Linked DNA regions of Homo sapiens: region 2 is linked to region 1. The links are chromatin loops, found by intact Hi-C in ENCODE. Cell type or tissue: mammary epithelial cell. All regions are shown on one strand. Each heading gives the region's core, and the rest is flanking DNA. Links, peaks and the distances in the headings are about the cores only. Region 1 has its middle 32 kb from the start of LINC00222. Region 2 overlaps FOXO3 (forkhead box O3).

The links. Peaks named below come from ENCODE experiments on the same cell type or tissue, not always from the same donor. Only the 100,000 strongest peaks of a DNase experiment are listed, where the experiment ranks them.
Region 2: a loop joins it to region 1, with 2.6 times the contacts of the local background. A loop is called at or near these places in 7 of 110 quality-filtered maps.

The regions. Positions count from the first base shown.
Region 1 is chr6:108,777,992-108,789,202 of GRCh38, forward strand. It overlaps the pseudogene ZPR1P1. Among named protein-coding and RNA genes, the nearest start is that of LINC00222, 32 kb to the left of the region's middle. RefSeq lists an enhancer at 4,375-4,424. In mammary epithelial cell, for the core only: a CTCF peak has its summit at 4,474 (motif pointing left); DNase peaks (open chromatin) are centred at 4,510 and 4,830; H3K4me3 peaks cover 651 bases; H3K27ac peaks cover 783 bases.
Region 2 is chr6:108,645,936-108,657,146 of GRCh38, forward strand. All of the region lies in intron 1 of FOXO3 (forkhead box O3), which reads left to right. Among named protein-coding and RNA genes, the nearest start is that of FOXO3, 91 kb to the left of the region's middle. RefSeq lists a silencer at 291-585. In mammary epithelial cell, for the core only: no CTCF peak of the experiment used is centred there; a DNase peak (open chromatin) is centred at 5,046; H3K27ac peaks cover 1,137 bases.

The DNA of each region.
Region 1 (11,211 bases), core at 1,084-9,083:
GGAGTTCGAGACCAGCCTGGCCAACACGGTGAGACCCTGTCTCTAATAAAAGTACAAAAATTAGCTGGCCATGGTGGCACGTGCCTGTAGTCCAAGCTACTCGGGGGGCTGAGGCAGAAGAATCACTTGAACCCAGGAGGTGGAGGTTGCAGTGAGCCAAGATTGTGCCACTGCACTCCAGACTGAGCGACAGAGCGAGACTCTGTCTCAAAAAAAAAAAAAAAAAAAAAAAACAACTTTCCTTTTATAGTATATCCACTTCAAAAACTTTTTGCTGTTCAAATTTTCTACAATGTGCATGTATTGGCCATTTTTAAAAGTAGATAATATATATTTAAATTTTGGAAGCAATGCCCTTCTTTGTGTTATTTGTGTCCTCTGAGATGCAAGTAATTTATTGGGGAACACACCTGTAATGGAAAATGGGGATGGAGCCAGAGGCGATGGGGAGGACGCTCAGAGTGTGATGAAGGTCTGACCCTGGAGAAGACAGGAGAGAGGGAAGGAAATTTGGACAAGGTCAGTGAACGTCCTTGAGCCAAAATTGCCCATCAGAAGTCCCACCTCTCCCAGGAGAAGGCGTGCCTTCCTATTCCTGCTACACTGAGAGGTTGGCTGAGGGCAGCCCCTGGGAAGCGCAGCCTCAGATGTGTTGATGGATTCAGAGCACAGCAGCTGGGGCCCTCGATCAGCTGCACTCCCTGCAGCAGATCTCATGGCTGTGGCCCCTCCAAAATCTGTGCTGATCACCTCTTCACTGAAGTTTGCAAATATTGCTCTTATGTGATGACTTCCTTGATTTTATAGTTACAGTGACTTGGATTCTTCTGATTCTAGGAAGTAACTTTTTTCTTTAATCATTTATTCATCCATTCATTTAACCAGTCTTTATTAAATACTTACCACATGTTATGTACTGAGCTAAGTGCTGGGGACACAAAAGTGAATAAAACAGACCTGGGTCCCAGATTCATGGACTTGAGGATCTGCTGAGCAGGCAGAAATGAATCAAACGATCAGCCAGCATATAACTTCCAACTCTAGTGAATGCTGCAGAGAAAAAGTGTAGAAAGTCATGATGCATCTGACACCAGTTGGAGTTTGGGGAAGGCTCCACAAAAGATGTGAAATATTAGAAATAAATGCTTATTGAGAAAACAGTGTGCAGAAGAGTGTAAAGTACAAAACCAGGCCAGGTGGTGGCTCACGCCTGTAATCCCAGCACTTTGGGAGGCTGAGGCAGGAGAATTGCTTGAGCTCAGGAGTTCAAGACCAGCCTGGGCAACATAACAAGATCCTGTTTCCACAAAAGATCAAAAAATGAGCCAGGTGTGGTGGCACGTGCCTCCCATAGTCCCAGCTACTCAGGAGGCTTTGGTGGGAGGATCTCTTGAACCAGAAGGTCAAGGGTGCAGTGAGCTGAGATTGTGCCTCAGCACTCCAGCCAGGGTGACAGAGTGAGACCATGTATCAAAAAAACAAAAACTAAAAAAAGAACAAAACTAAAATCACTCATAATTCTAGAACCAGAAATAACATCACCTGGCAGCTTTCTTTGTCTTTTACAAAAAATGCAGTTGTCTAATACAGCATTGTTCAATAGAACGGAATGTGAGCCACATATGTAATTAAAAATTTTTAAGACTCTTGAGACATTTTATAAAATTTTTGGAGAAGTGCTGTTCTCATTTGCATTGCTGGCAGTCCCCAGAGTGCATGTCTCACTGTGACTCTGGCAGTGGTGACCAATGTAATTTCCTCTAAATTTGTTAATTTGATTTGTCAAATTTGGCATTTCCTTATTTTCACAAACAATTCCGAAGTCTTTGCATTCTAGAGAGGCTGAACATTCTTTGTCCCTCTGCTCATTAGCTAATTCATTTCTAGTTTTACATTACTAATTTTCTTCTTTTAGAAGTGAATGAATGGTGCCTCTTACATTGAATGGAGTCAGATGAAGCCTGATACTTGTATTTATTTTCATATGCTAACATGGTTTGATTTCAAATCTCACCAACAATGGTTAAGCTTTGCCGACTGGGAGATGCAGTGCTGAGTATTAGGGGAAATACACTGAGAGCTGGAGGGTGCTCACAGGAAGCATACAAGTCCTGGAGGAAAACAGCAGGCCGGGCACAGCAGCTGAACCATGAGGCTGTGCACACTCAGGTACCATGGGACGTCTGGGTGCCCACGAGAGCAAGAGTGGGGCTGGGTAGCTGACTCTGGAGGGATCAGGTTCATGGAAGCAGTGAGATTTGAAACAGATCTGGGGGAGAAGGATCTCCGCGAGCAGGGTGGGATGAGAGGAGCCGAGGGCTGGGCTGGAACGTAGTGGTGTCTAATAGCAGATGTGGGAGACAAAGCAGGAAGGTCTGCTGGGCCCCTGTTCTAGCAGAATTTAAATAACCCCCTGAGGCTTTATTTTATAGATTTTGAGAACCTGGCCAGGCGTGGTGGCTCATGCCTCTAATCTCAGCACTTTGGGAAGCTGAGGTGGGTGGGACACTTGAGGTCAGGAGTTCGAGACCAGCCTGGCCAACATGGTGAAACCCCGTCTCTACTAAAAATGCAAAATTAGCTGGGCTTGGTGGTGCACACCTGTAATCCCAGCAACTTGGGAGGCTGAAGCAGGAGAATCCCTTGAGCCCAGGAGGTGGAGGTTGCAGTGAGCCAAGATTGTGCCACTGCACTCCAGCCTGGGCGACAGAGTAAGACTATTTCAAAAAAAAAAAAAAGAATTTTGAGGACTTGATGGTGCTTTTAAGCTGTTTTATTTTTCCTTTGAGAAGAGAAAATCCTAATTCACAGAGCTTTTCAAGGGAAAGGGCCTAAAGAGAGAAAAGGTGGCGTATCCTCAGCTCTTCCGCTGAGGTCAGCCTACCAAGGAGAGATCAGCTTTAGTTCCTCAGAGACATGCCCAGTGATTCCAGGTGTGTGCAGGAGAGTGGCCAAACAGCTAAGGCAATAAGTCTGTTCTGAAGAAGACTTCTGTGTGTCAGGGGCCCACCTGCCGTGGCCAGGGAGGCTCTGCTCGTGCTTGAACCAGGCTTCTGCCAGGCGCCCTCCACCCACTCCATGCCTGCCCTCTCCACCCACCCCCTCCTCTACCCCCTCCCCTTCACCACCTCCCACACCCTCTTCACCCCTGCCCCTAAACCCCCACCTACCCCGGGGTCTAGTCCTTTGGGGGGAACATGAACTTGGCCTTCTTTAGAGCAGGCTGACCAATGGCTACCTCCATTCAGAAATGCTTGCTGTAACTCAGGACATCCTGTGTTGGCTGTGTCCCAAAGTCCAGGTGAAAATCTCCCGGGCCTCTGCACATCTTAGGAAGGAAGAGGGACCAAGCATCTAATGAGGTCTCTGATCTGGAGAGGAGAAGCACCTTGAGCCAGGGAAAGCCTCTTCCAGCACAGACAAGGCAGCCCTTTCTTTAGTGGGTGTCCTTTTCAGAACCAGGTGTTGCTAAGATTTAAAAGGTATTCTGTTTGCTAATTCAACTGAAATACACACAATCCGCCCCCAGTGCTGGGTTCAACATCTTTTTGCCAAGGCGGTTTTTACAAATGCTGATGAACCACTCCATGTGGCTTCCTAGGCAAGCACATTCCTCAAGCATTTTGACACCGGCTAATGATTTAAAGTCCCTTTGGCTCCATAAACAGTGGAGGCCGGCCCAAAGTGTTGGCTGATTAGAAACCCACTGGGCAGGCTCGCCCAAAAGGGCCTGGGGCTGGGTGAGCGCTCTACCTGGCTTCCCTCCTTGGGTGAGGAGGAGTGGGGTGGAAGGAAGGTGAGAAGGTGGTGCCCCTTTTCTGGATCTCTTGGTTTCCCTTTGACTCTCCATCTAGTATTCTCTGCATACACACACACTCGCACACACACACGCGCACACACATGCACACTCATATGCACACGCACACTCGTCTCTGCCTATGACTGTTCGATATCTTGTTGAATAGGCTCTGTGAAGGGCTGGGGGAGGGGCACATGTTGGAGAGAATGCCTACTTTTACTTCACTCGCAAAGATTCATCCCAAATTCTGTGGGGGTGTGTTGGCAAGGAGGGGAGGCAAGACTAAACAGAGGGGATAAAAACTTGCATCCGCATGATTGCTTTTTAAAAATATGACAACTTGTGAAAGCTTTATTTTCTGTTTATAGTGAAAGGCATTTCTTCTTGCCATTTACAGAGCAATTCTGCAAGAGAGCTTCAGCAAAATTCCAAAACAATCGCATCGAGAGTCGGCACAACGCAGGTCTCCCGACTTTGACTGGTTCCAGACGAAGTTTCTTTTGTCGTTTGCTAGCCTCCAGGGATGCAATCTCTACACTCTCTGTGGGATGGAGGGGGAAGGTGAGTGGAGGGAACATTAAATATTAGGAAACCCGAAGAAAAAGCAAAAGCAACTGCTTTCTCAGGCTGCCCTTCGGAGGTTCGTAGTCCGGGAACGATGAAGGGAGACTGCCACCTATGGGCCAGGTTCCAGGGACGCCCGCACGTGGCGTTCTGCGGGACAGACGCAGTCTTAAGGTAGAAGGGAAGGCGTCTTCATGGGACAGTGAGTCACCGCACACTCTGCTTGCAGGCAGAAGCACTCTTAACTCATTCAGGACAGATGAGCATTTTCCCAATTTAAAGGACACTTTTTTTTTTTTTTAAACAAGAGTGTGATCTTGTAAGCCAAGTTTTGTAATACAAACAAAATAATGGAACTGACACCCCAGGACCCACCATTTAAATTAAACAGATGTTCAGTTCAGTTTGGCTGCTAGGTTCCACAGTGGGATCCACTCCAGCACTATACCTGAAATTGTGTGGCTGCTTAACAAAAATGAATCAGCATAATGAATCAGAGATAAACATCCTCTTGCCGTGCCGTCCCAGTAGAAAAGCAACAGGATAAATAACAATTGGGCAAATATCAAACCCATTCCAGCAGATGCCTGTGGGTGGGGGCAAGGGAAATGAAAGTGGAATCAGACACAAAGGGGAATATAAAAGGAAGCACAGTTGTAAAACTAGAGAGGGACCTCACATACAGTCACGGTAATGGGATAAGAACTGAGGAGTATAATTCAATCACCTCTGCTCCCAACGTGAAAAAGAAAAGTTATATGCTTTGAGCTTGGCAAGTGGGAGACGGCTACTGTGTTATAATGGTTCCAATGGTATCATACAGTTGTCCTTTGATATTTGAGATCTATGTGTTCGTGAATAGCAAATCCTATTATTCCCATTGTCTTCCATTATAAAATCAGATCTGCCACACAACACCTATACGATACTGGATTTAGAGTAACCAAGCAGTCCCGACTCCTGTTGCAGAGAAGGGAGTGGTGTAGGTATTTGTGTGTGCATTTTTTTGTCTGAGTGTGTGTACATGTGCATGTATATGAAAGCATGTGTGTATGTATGAGTGTTTAAAAAAGGAGCTCAGGAAGGATTATGGTTCTGTCACTCCAAACCAAAGGAGATTTAAGGTCCTCTGCCCAGCATTGTAGCACCTAGAGAAAAGCTAACCCTGTCCAGGGAGGCATCTCCCCTGAATAGGCACATGTACTGAATAGGCACACTGCCTTCCAGACCCATCAGAAAGGCAGAGTTGGGCTGTAGAGTCTTCAACAGAAATCAGCAAGTAAAACTTGGGATGCTAGAATGGTACTGTACTTTCAGCAAGTGGCAAAGGAAACACAGGAAAGAATCCAACAGAAGCAGGATGGGGATTTTCTGGGCAGACTAGTAGGCTGGGTGAGGGAGAATAACCCAGTGTTGCACTCTATGTATAATCCACATTTTGTTTGCCCATTTTGCTCCTGAAGGACCTGTAGGAGACAGGAGCTAGGCCAGAACTGTTCTCTTAGCCCCACCAACTAAGGGTTAGTAGCATCAGTTCCTAAGTGAAGAAGAACTGGCAACCGATACCAGAATCCATCGAATGTCCTTTAGGGTTCTTTATACATAAAAACATAAATAGTGCCAAATTCTCATTAGTAGCTCAGTTGCTCTTTAAAAAAACACTCCTTTTATCTTTTATGAAGTGTAAGTTCAAGAGTCTTTCTAGATGTTGTAATATTCGGACACCTGGTTTAGGAGGCCTCTCTCTCCCCCCTTCATATATGTGAACCATAACCAGGAAGATCTGAGTATCTTTAACGTATATTAGTAAATTATATATACTATCGTTTCATGTACTTTACATTTTATGTAAATTATATTGTATAAATATTTATGTTGCATCTTTCTAGTTTATCATTACACATTTTAGATGTATCCATGTAGGTGATAAGGATCTAGTTCACTCATTTTAATGGCTGTGCAGCATTGCATTGCATGAATAATCCACATTTGATTTGCCCATTTTGCTCCTGAAGGTCAGGTAGCTTGTTTCCACTTTTAAGCTATTACCCAGAGTGCTGAAAGAATGTGCTTTTGTTCATATCTCCTTGGACCCACGTGTCTCTTGGGAACTTCTAGACATATAGTGGCAGAATTTTTGGTCATAGGTTATGCATTAACTTTACCAGGTGTTGCCAAATCGCTCTCTACAGTGGGTCTGTCATTTTTACATGCCCACTAGCAGTGGATGTAAGTATCCATTTCTCCATTCTCATCAACTTTTGGTATTGTCAGAGTTTTTTCAAGAAATTCCCACTCTAATAGGCATGAAATAGTATCTATTTGTTTTAATTTGCATCTCCTTGACTACTAATAAAGGCGAGCACATTTTCATGCGTCTATAGACCATTAAATGTCCTCTTTTGCCGATTGCTTGTTAACATCCTTAAGCTTTTTTGATGTTCGGTTGTTGCTCTTTTTCTTGCTTATTTGTAGGAACTAGTTGTACATTTTGGATAGTAATCTTTGGTTGGAAATGTGGGATATAACTATTTTCTCCAAGTCTGTGTTTGTCTTCTTGCTTTGCTGTTAGTGCCATTTGTCATTAAGAAGTTTAAAAAAATTATCTACTTCAACTTCTCACTTTTCCATGATAATTTTTGGTTTTGTATTGTTTAAGAAACCCTACCCTCCTTGGATGTCATTGAAATATTTTCCTGTAGTTCTGTCTAAATGTTTACTGCTTTTCCTTAACACATCTGAAATTTATTTTTGTTCACACAGTGAGGTACGAATCTAATTTTTCTCTTAGAAAATATTATTAGCCAATAGTCACAGTGCCATTTATTGAATAGTCATCCTTTCCCTGCTGATTTGCAGTGTCACCTCTTATATCCTAAGTTCCTACTTATGTGTGTTTCTAACTTTTTCAGAAAATTTGCCCCATTGATCTATTTAGCTAAATGCTGATACCAGAATATTTTATTTCATTTTCCAGGTGTAATTTTATTCCACTTTCTCCAACTTCAGAGTTCCAACCTTAGAGGACAGAGCATTATGTGGAGGGAGGGTAAAGACTTGATATGAAAAAAGTGATAATGACATACCCCTGGTTCATTTCTGGGTTTCTTCCTAGGCCAATTCAAAGCCTCAAAATAAGGTCAAGTAACACAATAGGCTCACACTTGCATTACAAGCTGTTTAGAAAATGTGCCTAGATCTCTGACTCAGACAAGATGTCCTCCCCACCATGGGCAAGGGCTGGTGGGCAAGACACTCCCAGCCTTCTTCCAATACTAATAAATAACCTGCAGAATGAGCAGCGCTGGAGAGCTGGCCCTTGACCCACCCACTGCTACCGTTGTGGAGCCAGGCCTGCCTCATAGCCCTCTGTCTTCATGTCATTGAGCTCTAGCTCCTCATTTTAGTCAAAGGTGTGCTTATAATGCTCCGCCTTCATCTCAGGATCATCTTCAGTTGCATACACATTCTGCAAGTAACTGTTTCCTGCTGAATCATCCATAATAAAGTCGGTCTTCATGTTACCTTCGATGATCTGGTCCATCTTCTGGCTAAACTCCTGCAGTCTCTCCGTCTGGCCAGGATTGGAACTGTCGCCCAGTGTGAAAGGGTTTTTGGTCACCAGTTCCCAGATATCTTTCAGCAGCCCTTCTAGTGTGGTGAACTTGCACCTGAGGATGGCCATTCCCAGTCAAATTCTGGCTCTGGGATTTCCACACTACAAGTCTCAGACTTGAGGAGGTCTCTGGTCATATCTGAGGGACCTGTGATGTGGAGGGTGATCCTGGTGCCCAAGGGTTCTACTGCTTCTCCAGATTTCACCTCATTGGTCTGATGCACGCAGTTCTTGTACTTGGTCCCTCCTTAAAGTGAGGGATTTGTACTAGCTTCATGTTGGTCTGAGTGGGGGCATTGCATTCTGGGCCGTTTGTGTTAAACTGGAGCACTTCATTTCTGAGATCTTCCTCTTCTGGCTTCTCTGTTGGTGCTTCTGCTTGGAGCCCCAGCATCTCTTCCTGCTGTCGGGTCTGGTTGTAGTGTGTGATCACCAGGGCATCATCTTTCTGAGCAGCCTGTGGGTTTTCCACAAAGCTGTTCCCTGAGGGATCATCAATGATCAGAGTGAAAGGGGAGGCTGATTGCTTTAGCTCCTTCAGTTTGACAATGAACTCATCAATTCTTTCAGCTGTGGCATCTTTGTTGCCCTTCGCGCAGGCTAGTCCTGCTCCCGGCCAGAGATAGCACGGGTGATCAATCCTTCAACAGTGTTCAGACCTCCTTTCTGGCTAAAGGCAGGAATTTGAAAATCTAGCTCAGGAATCCTTGTGGTAGCAGAGTCAGTCTTCACCACTTCTCTGTTCATGTCCTCCAGAGCCCTGATGCTCAAAGTGTAGCGCACTCCCTGGTCCTGGATCCTGCCTGCCGATTGGATCTCCGTGTTGTTCCAGCCACAGTGGTGGCAGGAAAAGGAGCTCACGATTATTTCTCTGAAGAAGGGAATCTTGGTGAGCAGGAGGCGCGTCATGCCATTGCGGTAACAGTTCATGCACAGTGACTTGATCTGGGTGGGCTGCTGCTCCTTGTCCTCGGCGCTGATGGGCCAGAACAGATGACCCAGGGCAGGCAGCAAGTCCAGGGCGGGCGAGGGGGCAACGGCTGACCCCGGGGACCCCACTTCCACAGCCCCGGTGGCCGCCATCACCACCCTGCATCCAAATATTTTAATTACTTATTTAATTATTTAACCACTGCACTTCAGCCTTCAGCCTGAGTGACAGAGCGAGACCTTGTCTCAAAAGGAAAAAAATATATATATACATATATGTAAATGTATGTGTATGTGTATATATATGTATATATGTATATACAAAAAATTAAATAAAATTTAATTTTAATTTTATTCATAAAATAAGTTCATTTTTGTTAAGTATATTTTATTTGCCCCACATTTACTCTCAATATAACAAGGGTACAAGATATTAAACGACAAAAGATGACTCTTTTTCAACAAATGATATTGAGATAACTGGATAGGCATATGCAAAAGAATGAAGTTGCACCCCCTCTTCACTTCATTTATAAAATTAACTAAAAACAAGTTTTGCTATCTGTTAGGGTGAATCCTTTCTCTTTATGCTGTCTCAAAATTGTGGCCAGGCACCATGGTTCATACCTGGAAGCCCAACACTTTGGGAGGCTGAGGCAGGAGGATCACTTGGGCCCAGGAGTTAGAGGCTGCAGTGAGCTATGATTGTGCCACTGCACTCCAGCCTGGGCAACACAGTGAGATCCCGTCGCTTAAAAAAAAATTGTTTTGGCTGTTCTTAACCCCTTTATTTTTCTGGATGGATATTCTGATATGCTTATCGAGGTCAGTGAAAACAATTCTCCACGGATTTTGAATAGAATTTATTAATAGTATAAATTTAGGAAAGCTGCTACTGTTAAGCTGTTGTCTTTCCATACATAAACAGGGTGTATCTCATCATTTCTTCAGGTTTTCTATCTTTCAGTGAGGTTTTAGAGCTTTCTTTGTAAAAGTTTCATGTCATTTATTAGATTTATGAATAACATAGTTTTTTAAAAACTATAAATGTAAATGGCATGTCTTTTTATTTCATCCTCATTCTTGAATGATAGTTTAGCTGTGTATAGAATTCTAAGTTAGCTATTTTCCCTCAACACTCTAAATAGAACTTCTCTCAGATAACTAGGTATAGAAGGAACATTCCTTGCTGAGCACAGCAGCTCACACCTGTAATTCCAGCACTTTGGGAGACCAAAGCCGAAAGATTGCTTGAGCCCAGGAGTTCGAGACAAGCCTGGGCAACATAATGAGATCCCATTTCTAAAAAAACTTTAAAAACTTAGCTGGGCATAGTGATGTGTGCCCGTAGTCCTAGCTACTCGGGAGACTGAGATGGGAGGATTGCTTGAGCCCAGGAGGTTGAGGCTGCAGTGAGCCATGGTCACACCACTGCCCTGCAGCCTGGGTGACAGAGCAAGATCCAGTCTCAAAAAACAACAACAAAAAAGGAACATTCTTTAACCTGAAAATGGCATCTACCAAACCCTAAAGCAAATATTATTCTCAGTGGTGAAATCCTAAAAACATCCCATTTGAATTCAGGAATAAGACACGGGAAATACTGGAATGCAACATCATCCTAATTATCAGGAACAAACAAGATGCAATTTTTAAAAACCATGACATATAGCTGGATTTATTTAAATTAAGTCTCAGCCCTTTAACCTATGAAGTTAGTTCATTTACATTATTGTGATTATATACTGTGGTGGATTTATTCTTTAACCTTGCTTTGTGCTTTCTGTACATTTTTTTCTTTTTCTCCTTTTTTTGCCTTTTATAGAACTGATCAATATTATCTTTCAAATGATTATATTTCTGTTTTTTTCATATTTACTTTAAAATTGAACAAACATACTGCTCAACAATCTTGTAGGTTAATCAATATCCCTTGGTTTCCTTTCAAACAAAATAAGGACCTTAGGTGGTTTTCTCTCTTATTCTTCTTTTTCTCTCACACATTGTTTCTAGTATTTTAATTCCATCTTTTTATGGAACCTCCATTAGTGCTTTTGTTACTATTGTTTCATACAGTCAATGCTTGTTTAGATTTGACTATGTATTTTTCAACTTTTTAATTCTCCACTGCTTTTCTAAAAACATTTTTGAGGTATAATATAGATATAATTCCTCCATTTAAAGTATACAATTCAATGGTTTTTAGTATATTGACAGTTGTACAACTATTAGCACAATCAACCTTAGTACATTTTTATGAACCTCAAAAGAAACCTCATACCCATTAGCAGTCACTCTCCAA
Region 2 (11,211 bases), core at 1,208-9,207, 130 kb before region 1:
GAATTGTTGAGTTATCAGGTAGGATTAGGTTTGGCTAATGGAAAACAAATTTAATAGTGAATTATTCTCATGTAAAAGAAGTCTAGGGCTTGTGTGGCCACTGTAAGAAGTGATTGATGCTCAGACTCCTCTTATTCTCTGCCCTCTCATCTCAGCAAGTGGCTTTCATCCTCAGGGTCTCCTCATGGTCCATCCGAATGGAGGCCAAAAGGAGGAAAAACAGCACGAATGAAGAGACTCATCTCTCACCTGAGTAGCTGCCTTTAAATAGTCTTGCATGGAACTCTTCCACTTCCATGTCATTCTATTTTCAAAGCTAAGTCACATAGCCACATCTAACTTCGAAGAAGGCTGAGGAATGTAGTCTTTTTGTCTGGGCCCAGCTAAAAATTGGCATTGTGTGAGTAATGAATAAGAGAAGAATGGAGTAGTCTGTTCTACTAAGTCAAAGGTTGTGTGCAGTATCAACAGATAGTGATAAACAGTCCTTCAAAAACTTTGCACCCACTTTAACACTTTCACCAACCAATCCAAATTTTTTTTTCCCAAATCTTAATTAAAAACAAAATGTCCTCTACTGCTGTATTTGAATTGTGTTGTCTTTTTGAAGCATGAGTATAACTTCTAATAGAACTTAATTTTCTATTCAGATTTTAAACTTCTAAATGCTTCTGAAGTTTAAGGCAGATAACCTAGTTTATTTAAGTTTGATAGTTTATTCCTGTGACTTCGATTGCTAAAGGTAGGTTTTCTTGGAGATGGGAAACCTGGGAAAAGAGAATGTGTACTTCTTTAGTGCTGGAAGAATGTCTGCTTCTTTCCTCCTGCATTTTATTGCAGATGCTAACCTTACTCAGCATGGTTTAGTTCAGAAGAGAAAATAAAGGGAGAATTCATTTATGCTTTCGAGAAAATGTGTTGAGTCTTCCACATGCCAGGCATCTCCAACATAAAAGAAAGAGATGTATCTCTTTTGCTATCTAACTCTTCCCACTTTCCTTCTTATGATCTGATGTGACTTCTCCATATCTTATGTACCTTCCCCCCAATAACAATTGTAATAATCATCACTAAGCGTAGTACTGCACAAAAGAGAGCTATCAGGTAAAAGGACAGAAAAACCACGGGAGTTTTAAAATGTCCAAGTAGTATTTAAATTTTAAACCTTACTTTTTTCTGTTTTTAAACCTCATATATGAATTTAGACAGACAAACTAAAACCTGTTTACTATAGTAAGAATACCTCACTGTAGCTTAAATTGGTGTTTTTAAAATGATGGCTTTGGCCAAATTCTTTGGCAGCTACCCTAGACTGGAAGCATTAAAAATTGATTACTTGCAAGTTGTTGCTAATAGTTCCTTATTTCTGCAGGCCTTGCCACTCAGCCCAAACTGGGGTCCCTGCATAATGTTTATTGTAGCTGGAGTGCTGTGCTGGTGTCCTGCTGCCTAAGTGGAGTGAGTTGACCCTAATTTACTCCTGGATGCCTGCATTCTTTTCCATGCATGTCCACAAATAGCATCACAGCAAATTAACAGAATTTTCTGATTGATGTAGGGAGAAACCAAAGAAGGCCTGTGTTTGGTGGCCAAAACACCACACAGTATGAGCAGAGTGGAACTACTGGCCCATTTTATAGCATTCTAATTGATAATTATCAAAGAGCACATTATTTGACCATGTGGCAACAATCCAGTATCATTTCAGAGGTACTAGACATGTAGATGTCCGTGAACACCATAGTGAATATACCCCCTCCTTTTGCCAAAATTGAAATAGGTTATCCAAGAGGAAAGGGGAGGGAAAAGAAAATACCAATTTCCTCTTTACAAAACTGTGGCAAATGAGATGTCATAAAATTCTGTATTTCATGATAAAGCCTCCTGGCTCATCATTAATAAGCTAGAAAATTAACTCTTTTTTTGGAAACTTGGAGAGAGTCTATAAATGTCATCGTATGTGTTTGCTGTTGGTTCACAGGCAATGCCTAGTCCATTTTCCTTCACAGAGATCTAAAGCTACTAAATACTGTCAGAAGAAAGAAGAAAATTTATGTGGGAGAGCTAAGTGGAAAGAGGAGGGAATCCTAGGTGTCTACATTCACGACACTTTACAACAGCAAAGTCACTGTGGCGAGGGGAGAGACCTGGAAGCACCTCTGCCAAGGTAAAATTGAGGGCAGTCCATAGACAAGTCGAAGAACTGAGGAGAAATGTTTCCTGGCCCAGGACTCCATAATGGAATCTGTCTGGACCCTGCAGAAACTCAGTACTGTTAGGACTGCCTTGAGATGAGGCAGCCCAGTTGTCAGGGAGATGGGAGTAGGAATGGACATAAGGTGTCTGTTCTTGTATTGGTGGAAGAGGAAGGTAAAAAGAAATAAACCTAAACCTGCTGCTCACTTAGCTCTATTTCCCACAAGCAAACCGCAACATTGAGTAACAGCTGAAAAAGATGGTGACTAATGTAGATGAAACACTGAAAATGACTCTCTGGGGGTCTTCTCACCCCTGCTCCCTTTGATTAATGGTTTATTGTCGTAAAGCCTTAAGGGTCGTTGGCAGAGCCAGGTCAGAGCATTCAGAGTGCTGGAGCCATGTATGTCTGCCTCTCTTGCTTTTTGTTTCTCATCCTATTATCTTGTATTCCTTCTTATTTTACATAGGAGAAGAGAAGAAAGATGGCTAGAGATGATCATTGCCCAATTTTATCTTTCATGGTTAAGGAAATAATCAGTTCACAAGCTAAAGCAGTGGACTGTCAAGAATGGCAAAGTGGCCAGGCACAGTGGCTCACACCTGTAATCCCAGCACTTTGGAAGGCTGAGGTAGGAGGTTCGCTTGAGGCCTGGAGTTTGAGACCAGCCTGGAAAACATAGTGAGACCCCATCTCTACAAAAAAAAATAAAAAATTAGTGAAGTGTAGGGGCGCACACCTGTGTTTCCAGCTTCTCAGGAAGCTGAGGTAGGAGGATCACTTGAGCCCAGGAGCTCAAGGCTGCAGTGAACTGTGGTTATACCACTGCACTCCAGTGCGTTCCAGCCTGGGTAACAGAGTGGGAACCTATCTCTTAAAAAAAAAAAAAAAAAAAAAAAAAGGACTACAAGTGTCTCAGATTTGCCCCTACCAGACGCCAAACTCTTGGGTCAGAGGCAAAGGGATCTGTTATTCTCTCATGGCACAGCAGCCAGCATGAGCAGTAGTCTATTTTGCATTGGTTCTTCCTTGCCCCCGAATCCCACAGGGGTGACATAGATAGGCCCAGGTTGATGGCTGCACATGTAGTGGGTTGTGCAGGAACCTTGAGCTTAGGGATCTTAAATCATTTGTAATAGGCAGTAAGTATGTCTGCCCTTTGCTCTGGAGGGAGACACTATGACTACCTTTCAAGGCTGCTCACTGTGCAGATGAAAGATAGTCCTACCTTGAAAGATAGTCTAGAACAAAGACCCGTCAGTACTTTGCTTGACAAAGCAAAGACATTCAGTAACACAAGAAACCCCTGGCAAATTGTTCTCCAAATGGAGATTTGTTAATCTTATAAGTAGCTGATATCCCTAGTTCACCACCACCCTCAGCTTTTTTTTTTTTTTTTTTTTTTTTTTGAGATGGGGGTCTCACTGTGTTGCCCAAGCTGGAATGCAGTGACATGATCTTGGCTCATGGCAACCTCCACTTCCCAGGCTCAAGCCGTTTGTCTGCCTCTGCCTCCTAAAGTGCTGGGATTACAGGTGTGAGCCCTGTGCCTGGCCCCTACTTCCCTTTCTATCCACAAATTAATATCAGGACTCAGCTGTCTTTCTTCAGAAAACTCCTTAGTTTATAGCTGTTTGAAAGGATCTGATGAGCTTGTGTCTAGAGAAACAGCTAACATTCCACATAATGCCTCAGAGAGTTGTGTGTTACTTGACGTTTGTTGTGTGTTACTTTGAACCTGAAAATGGCTCAGAAACATCTGTTTCTTCATATTTGTCCTCCCTTGTCTTGATGTGAAGGGATTACTCTCAATGGCCCCCATATATTTAATGATTTGTTAATCCTTAGGGAAAGACCTAGTACCTGATCGTATTATGAGCCCACACATCGTTCCCATTAGCAAATGAAAAACCTGACTAAAGGGAAAGGGCTGGAAATTTCAGGAGGACCAAGTTAAAGAGTTCCAGAAAGTTTGGGGAGATAATCCAAGGGCTGACCCTGCCAACTCAGACTTAACCAAGGAGGTAGTTATAAGGTCAGGGGTCCTGCATCCTCAGGAATGCCCTTAGAGTCACTGACTGCTAATATGGTGGGACCAGTGAGCCCTGGAGCACAGGGACACGTGCTGGTTGAGGAGTGGGCTCACCCTCCAACTCTCCACCGTATTCTGACCCCTCCCTCTTAGACTCTTCTGTCTCCTCCAGCCACAAGCAGGGTCTAAAAGAACTGTTTCCTACGTTCTTTTAGCCCCTGAGGCACCCAGTTATAGGAATTTTCTATTTCTACTGTGTGTTCAGCTTTTATAGTCTCTTGCATGACTGTCCTTGCCAGTTAATACTATTTCTCCTGCCCTTTGGGTGATAGATATTACACTACTGATGCTTGTATTTCCAGTTTCTTAAGTGCTTTCAAGTTTACCTAGCATGTACATGAAGTAGATTAGAGCCTGCTACAATAAAATACTGCATTTCTGTTATGGCCTTTAGAAAAACTATGATTTTATCTCATGTGCATTCAGTCTGCTTCATTCATCATAGTTTAGGGGTAGTGCTAATAATTAACTTACACATTTGGGAACACCCTAGATTTTAAGTTAGAATACAGGGGTATCTGAGTGGCTCAGTGAATGTTTTTTCAGAAAAATGCAATCAGTGCCTAGTTCTTTAGTTACTGGAAATGTCCTTTCTTTATTTGATCTTTTTTTGTGAACTTTTGAGCTTTCTGATGCTCATCTGTGTGTGTAATTAGCACCCAGGAGTGTCGTGGAATAAATAGTTGACTTGGTCAGCATTTCATAATACCATTATATTGGTCATCAGCCGCTTTTGCATCCTGTGGTTTTGAACAAGAAAAAAAAATCTTGCAAAACCACTATGGTGAAATACTGAATATGCAGATGAGGTATAGGTTAAAGAAGGCAGTCCCTCGGGAGGCTCCTCATTAGAGCTGAATTTCAGTGAGGTGTGGAGGGGACAGAAGATACTATTAGCCCAAGTCATTTTACAGAATTGACTGCATCGTACTCTTTATTTCCGTACAGAAAATATACATCAATTGTTTTGTTTGCAGTAGCCAACATGGGGTATTCTGGTGTGTAGCATTTACTTTCTCTGCTTCTTTCACTGGTAACACCTTGATTTACAGTGACTATTAGGATAATTAACATTGACACTTGGAAGATAGCCTGCTTCCAAATGCATGCACACTTGTCTGTTTTATAAATGCTAACCCAAACTTTTTCCTTTCCTAGCTGAAAAATGTGTCTCCACTCCTTCCAATCTTTCCAGGGTGTGGGCCTGTGCGTAGCTGTGTGACTGTGCCCACACACTGGCATATATTTCAGAGCTACCAAAAAGAAATCAGTTGCTCTTGAAATAACAAGACAAAAAGGAACGGTTTTTCTGAGCCATAACATCTGAAGAGCTAGAAGCAGTTGTGTTTGTATGTGTGACGCTAAAGCCAGTAAATTTCATGTGAAGGAAGGGATTGTAAACTAAGAACAGAAAAGCAGTTTTCCTGGATTTCAGATGTCAAACTCTCAAGCTGTTTAACTCACCCACTCAGCACCTCCACATCCATCCCTGTAATGTGCTTGCATTGTCAGTGATTTGTTTCTGCAGGTTTTGATGCCAGAAGACAAATAATAAAATAGTAGGCATATGTAACCTTAAAGCAGTTTTCTACCAGAGTTTTTGATTGAGGTTAAACAGAAGTATCCTGATCACGTCGTCAGTTGGCAGGCAAAAGGCATCATATTTTAAGATTCACATAGTTTTAGAGCAAGCTCATCTTTTCTGGCTCAATAATAAACTAATTACATGTTTTAAATAGTATAGAGCTGAGTCCCTGTTTCAGATTAAGCCTCATAATAGCAAGGGCCAGGCACTAGCAGACATTTGCTTGATGTTTCTGGCTTGAGGATCCGTAACGTGGTGCCAGCTGTTTTAGGGCCTGAATAGGCCTGCCAGGGACAGCCAGGTGATATTGGCTTGACGTAGTCACAGGCTAATTCTCCCAGAACACAGAAGCCTCCAGACGTGCCACCAAGGAAAGCCTGGATATGTAGAAGTTCAGTTTATGGCTATAGTAATATTTGGGCATTCCCCAAAATAGTGATCCCAGTTCAGGTTAGGACATGATAGTAGTGTCCCTTTGAGGTCTGTCTGAGAAAAGGTGTCATTTCTAAAAAATTAGTGTTAGCAGATGGGCAGATGTGGCTCCAACAAGGCTTGCTTCATGGCTTATCATTTTTCCACATTTTCCATCCCTTTCATAAGCCTAGGGACCACATGCTGAACATTTAATTGAATCACACAGATTTTGTAGTCTTTAAAGCTTCTTATTCCTTGGTCACTTGTTAGTGGTGCCTCCCTCCTTGGTCAGTTTGGTGACTTCAGAAGGAAATACACAGTGCAGTGGTGAGAGCTTCACTTTTGAAGTTAGCCTCAGGCTTGATTTCTAGCACCACCACCCACTAGACAAATTGCTTAACCTTTCTGCACCTCAGTTTCCTCCTGACAGGCTTGTTTAGAAAATAAAATGAGATCAAATTTGTCAAGCACAGAGCATTGGCCCTGGTAGGCACCACATACATGAATTTCCTTCAGATTGTAGGTGAAGTAGACTTGATTTGGGATTTCTCTTGTTACCTAGGTGCTTGTGTAGAGGAGACTTTAGAACCAGAATGTGTTATTTGTGGTTTTGAGTGTGCCTGGGACTCTGAGCCAACTGAATTACCAAGTAATGGGGGCCCCATGGCATCCCATGACAGGTGGAGAGCCGGCTCTTCACCCTGGATGGACCTGAAATGCCTGCTAAGGCCTTGCTCCACCGAGTAGCACACACCCTATCAGTTTGCCCTTCTTTCCATCTCTTATTCTAGAGACCTTAAAGCCTACTTGTTGGTATATATTTTCAGGTTTTTGGAAATTGGGCTGTTTAATTGAAGTTAATACCAGTGATGAGACTTTTCAACCTGAGAACAACCTAGATGCTACTTCACATTTTGCAGTGGAAGCTTACTTCCATCTTCACTCATGTAGGACATTCTTTGGTCTCAATGTTTTATCACATCTCATGTTAAAGTATAATTCAGGTCTATTTTGTGGCTCCTGCCCCCTTCCCATTAATTCAATGGTTAAACAGATACAATTTTTTGACCCCCTACTATGTACCAGGCCCTCTGCCGGGTGCTAAAGCTATAGTAAAACATGGTATCTGGTTTAAAGAGCCAGACTGCACCCTGCATTTTATCTTTGCTATTAGTGTGCTAATCCAGACATTGGTACTAATGTTCTCTTTCTGGGTGGTGGGTTACACCTCAAGGCCAGGTGGTGTGAGTCTGTCTCTGCTCTGTTGACACTTAGGAGCTGATTGGATTCAGGTGTGGCACTGTGCCTCTTTGGTCCTCAGGGTCTGCGACTGTGAAGTTGGGGCTGCCTGTTTCATAGAAAGAGGGTTTCCTGGCCCTCTCCATGTTCCCCAGCTATTGCTATTTTTACTGAGCTTCCTGCCCTGGTTGCTTGTCATATGTCATGAAAGTGATGCTAAATTCTTGGATGTGCTCCTGAGTTCTGGATGCATGTTTCCTATGCCCTTTTATTCGATTTCCACACACAGTAAGTTTTCAAACTGGAAAAAGGTGCAGCCTTATTTTGTTTAAGCTAAGTGAATATTAATAATAAAACTATTTCTGTTCCACTTCATGGCTTTTATAACTTCATGCCTGTTAACTCTTTGAGGCAACCATTTTGTGTGGCTAATTTGAGCATGGTCTTAAAAGAGAATTTCAGTAGCATGTGTTTGCTGAGCACCTTGTGGGAAGGGGAAACAGATTCAATAACATCACAGGAGAAGCTTGGAGAAAGACAACAGGGGCATCCAAATGCTGCAGCTTTAACCTACTTTCTGGGACTGTCATCTCGCTGACTGCACGCCTTTAGATGCTTCTTCCTCAGTCTATGGGGAGAGGGACCTGGGGCTAGAAATAGGAGAGTTTGTGGGGAGGGGCAGGATGCTGCAGGGAGTGGGTGTGGGCAGAGGTTGCAAGACTGCCAGGGTTCTCTGTGTGCCGGAAGTGCAGGTTTGGCTGTGAGGAATGGAATGTTCTCTCTTGCCCTCCAAGAGCACAAACAGCTGTGGAAGAGCTTGAAAAGAAGATTACTAAAAGAAAAAATAATAATAATTAATATGAAAATAAAATCCACCCTAGAAAACCCAACAGAACCGTGTGTGGAGTATAGTGGTAGTCATCTTTTTCATGCTATTTAAGAGAACTTTCTTCCTATCTAGGATTTCTTTTTCAGTTGAGGGCAGGATAAATTGTGTACCCAGCCCTTTCTCCCCTTGGGAAAGCCTCATATGTCTCATTTTGTTTGGATAGAAAATTGATTCATTATTCTGATGACCAGATGATGATTTTATTCTTTTTATGAGGGACCAGAACCTGTCGCTTGCTTGCTGCTTGAAAACTTAAATGTTAGTTTCCAAAGGCCATCTCTGTGGGTAGAGGGTTATCGTCAGCAGTTTAACGGGAAATCTTGTTTCTAACTGGAAATTTAATTATTCAGCCAAGTTCCCAACAATGTTTACTTTAGAGCATCGTCTTTTTTTTTTTTTTTAAGTCCCTTAATGGTTTAAACTTTTAAGCTTTAGGCAAGAGTAGAGTGGAGCTAGATTTACATATCAGGTTGTTTGTGCAATCTTTTACATGAAAGTTTATGTTTTCTTCTCAATCTGAAAATTGGTTTTGGCCATTATAGCTGGTATTATATATGACGTAATAACTCTCTCTGATCTCAGATACATTTTTATGCTGTCATACTTTCTGCACCTGCTTTTGAACAACATCTTAGTCCCAAAGTAGATAAAATCTAGCAGAAGGGAGTAGGCAGCTAAAAACTAGATTCTAGCAATATCTAAGGAAATTACAAGGATCAGTTAGTGTTCCATTCCTTCCTTCTTTGGCTATATCAATTCCTAGTTTTGTGAAAGTCCACATGCCTTCTTTCTGTCCATGCCTGTGCATGCTGGGTGGAGAAGCATCACAGAGCAGAATGAGGTGACTGTCCCCAAGGCAGGGTAAGGTCAAGGATCTTTCCCCTCACCTCATGATTTTCAAAAGAAAAGCAGATCTGGACCTCAGTTACCTAAAATAAAATAAAATTACCCTAGCTCTTATTCTGCACATAAAATCACAGCTTTAATCTCTCATCCCAGTTCTCACCTTTATCTTCTCAATGATGGAAACTTGGACTTAAAGGAAGTTACTGTGCTATGTTACCAGATCTAAGGAGACTGGGAATCATTAGATTGGAATCAGATCCTCAGTCAATGGAAATATAAGGAGGAAAGACCATTGGTTCTTGGCCCTAATTGCACATTAGAATAATCTGGGGAGCTGTAAAAATGTACCTATATCCAGGCCTTACCCCATCTATTGAATCAAAACCTCTGAGACTGGGATGTGAGTGTTTAAAGTCTCCCCAGGTGATTCTAATAGGCGGGGTGAAGAACTACTACTGAAGGGAAATTGAGGGCCTCTTCCAGAGAATTGCCTTTGAAAGATCCTGTCATTATACACCGAAGGCGCCCACCCGGGCCTGCTCCTGAAGCTAGCTGTTTGCAGTGCTCTCCTGTGGCACGCAGACCTCTGGGTCTCCCTGTGAATTGGGGTTCCATTGGGCTGTTCAAAAAACCTTTGTCATCTGTGGTTCAGCAGACGCGTATGTTAGAATTCAGGCATTTGGCAACCTCATTCTGAATTGTCAGTACCCACAAGTCAAGCAGTGAGACCCACTTGAAATGCTGGTCCTGTACACAAAGTGGGTGAGCACTGTATTGAAAGACAGTCCTTTCCAGTGCTTTCCCCTGAAATTCCTTGTAAGGACCAGGAGACGCCTGCAGTCGGCCTGGTGGGAAGTAGTGGGCCTGGCTTTGGAGTTAACCATAACTCATTTTGCTGCTCCAGACAGTCCTCCTCCCACCCCACCCCACCCCACCTCAAAAAAAAAAAGAGAGAGGAGGGGGTTGTCTTTAAAGAAAAAAAAAAAGCAGGGGCTTTTAAGAGTTAAATTACACAACTCGCTTTTTATTTTTAAAGTGAGCAGATTTCTTGTTGTCGTTGCTGAGAAAGATAAATTGATACCACATGTTGCTTCCAGACAAAAACCTCTCTGTGTTCCAGGGGAAGCACATGCAGCTGGTGTCTGGGTGAGTGGACAGTCTCCACAAGGTAAACATGGTTTGGAAGGGCTGAAGCGGACGTAGGGTACAAAATTTAAGAAATTACCAGTTACTTCTGACTGGCACGGCACCTCTGAAATACTTTTTTAAAGTTTGAAATCCTTTCCTGGAAGGGGCCGCCCTGGAACCTTTTGGCTTAAAGTATATGATGCTCGGAAAACAGTAAGTTAACATTTATGATGTCACTGCTTCCGTGTGGGATCTAACAGTTGTTGGGAGCTGCTTTTGTACTTGGCACTTCACTGAGTAGTTTGCATGCAGAGCTTTATTTAATCTTCCCAAAGAGCCAAGAGATAGTCAAAGAATGTTTTTATCCTGCCTGTGGGAATTATCCCCTTTGTAAATTATTGGTGGAATACTTTTCATTTCAGGAAGCTTCTCTCTCACACCTAATCTGATCTGTTTGGGGTCCATGTGTCTTCACAACCAGTTAGCATGTATGTAGAGATCATGGATACTTTAGTATTAGCAATAATTGTATCTTGCAATAGAAAACGGTCTTCATTATAACAAGAAAAATAATTGCCAGATTCTGCTAGGTGCAGTCATCTTTATGCTGATTTATTCAAGGTGGACCAAACAAAGGAATCTCTAGGCAGCAGGACTGTGAAATGTGAATTCCATCATGCTGCCTCCTTCACACACCTATTGCACCTGCCTCCTGGAAGGGTTATGCCACTGATTGCCAGTTCTGTAACTGATTAACTACACCTAACGGGTTTCTGCCCCAGTGCAGGGCTTCCTTCAGTGTAAATTGTTTTGTAAAAGAG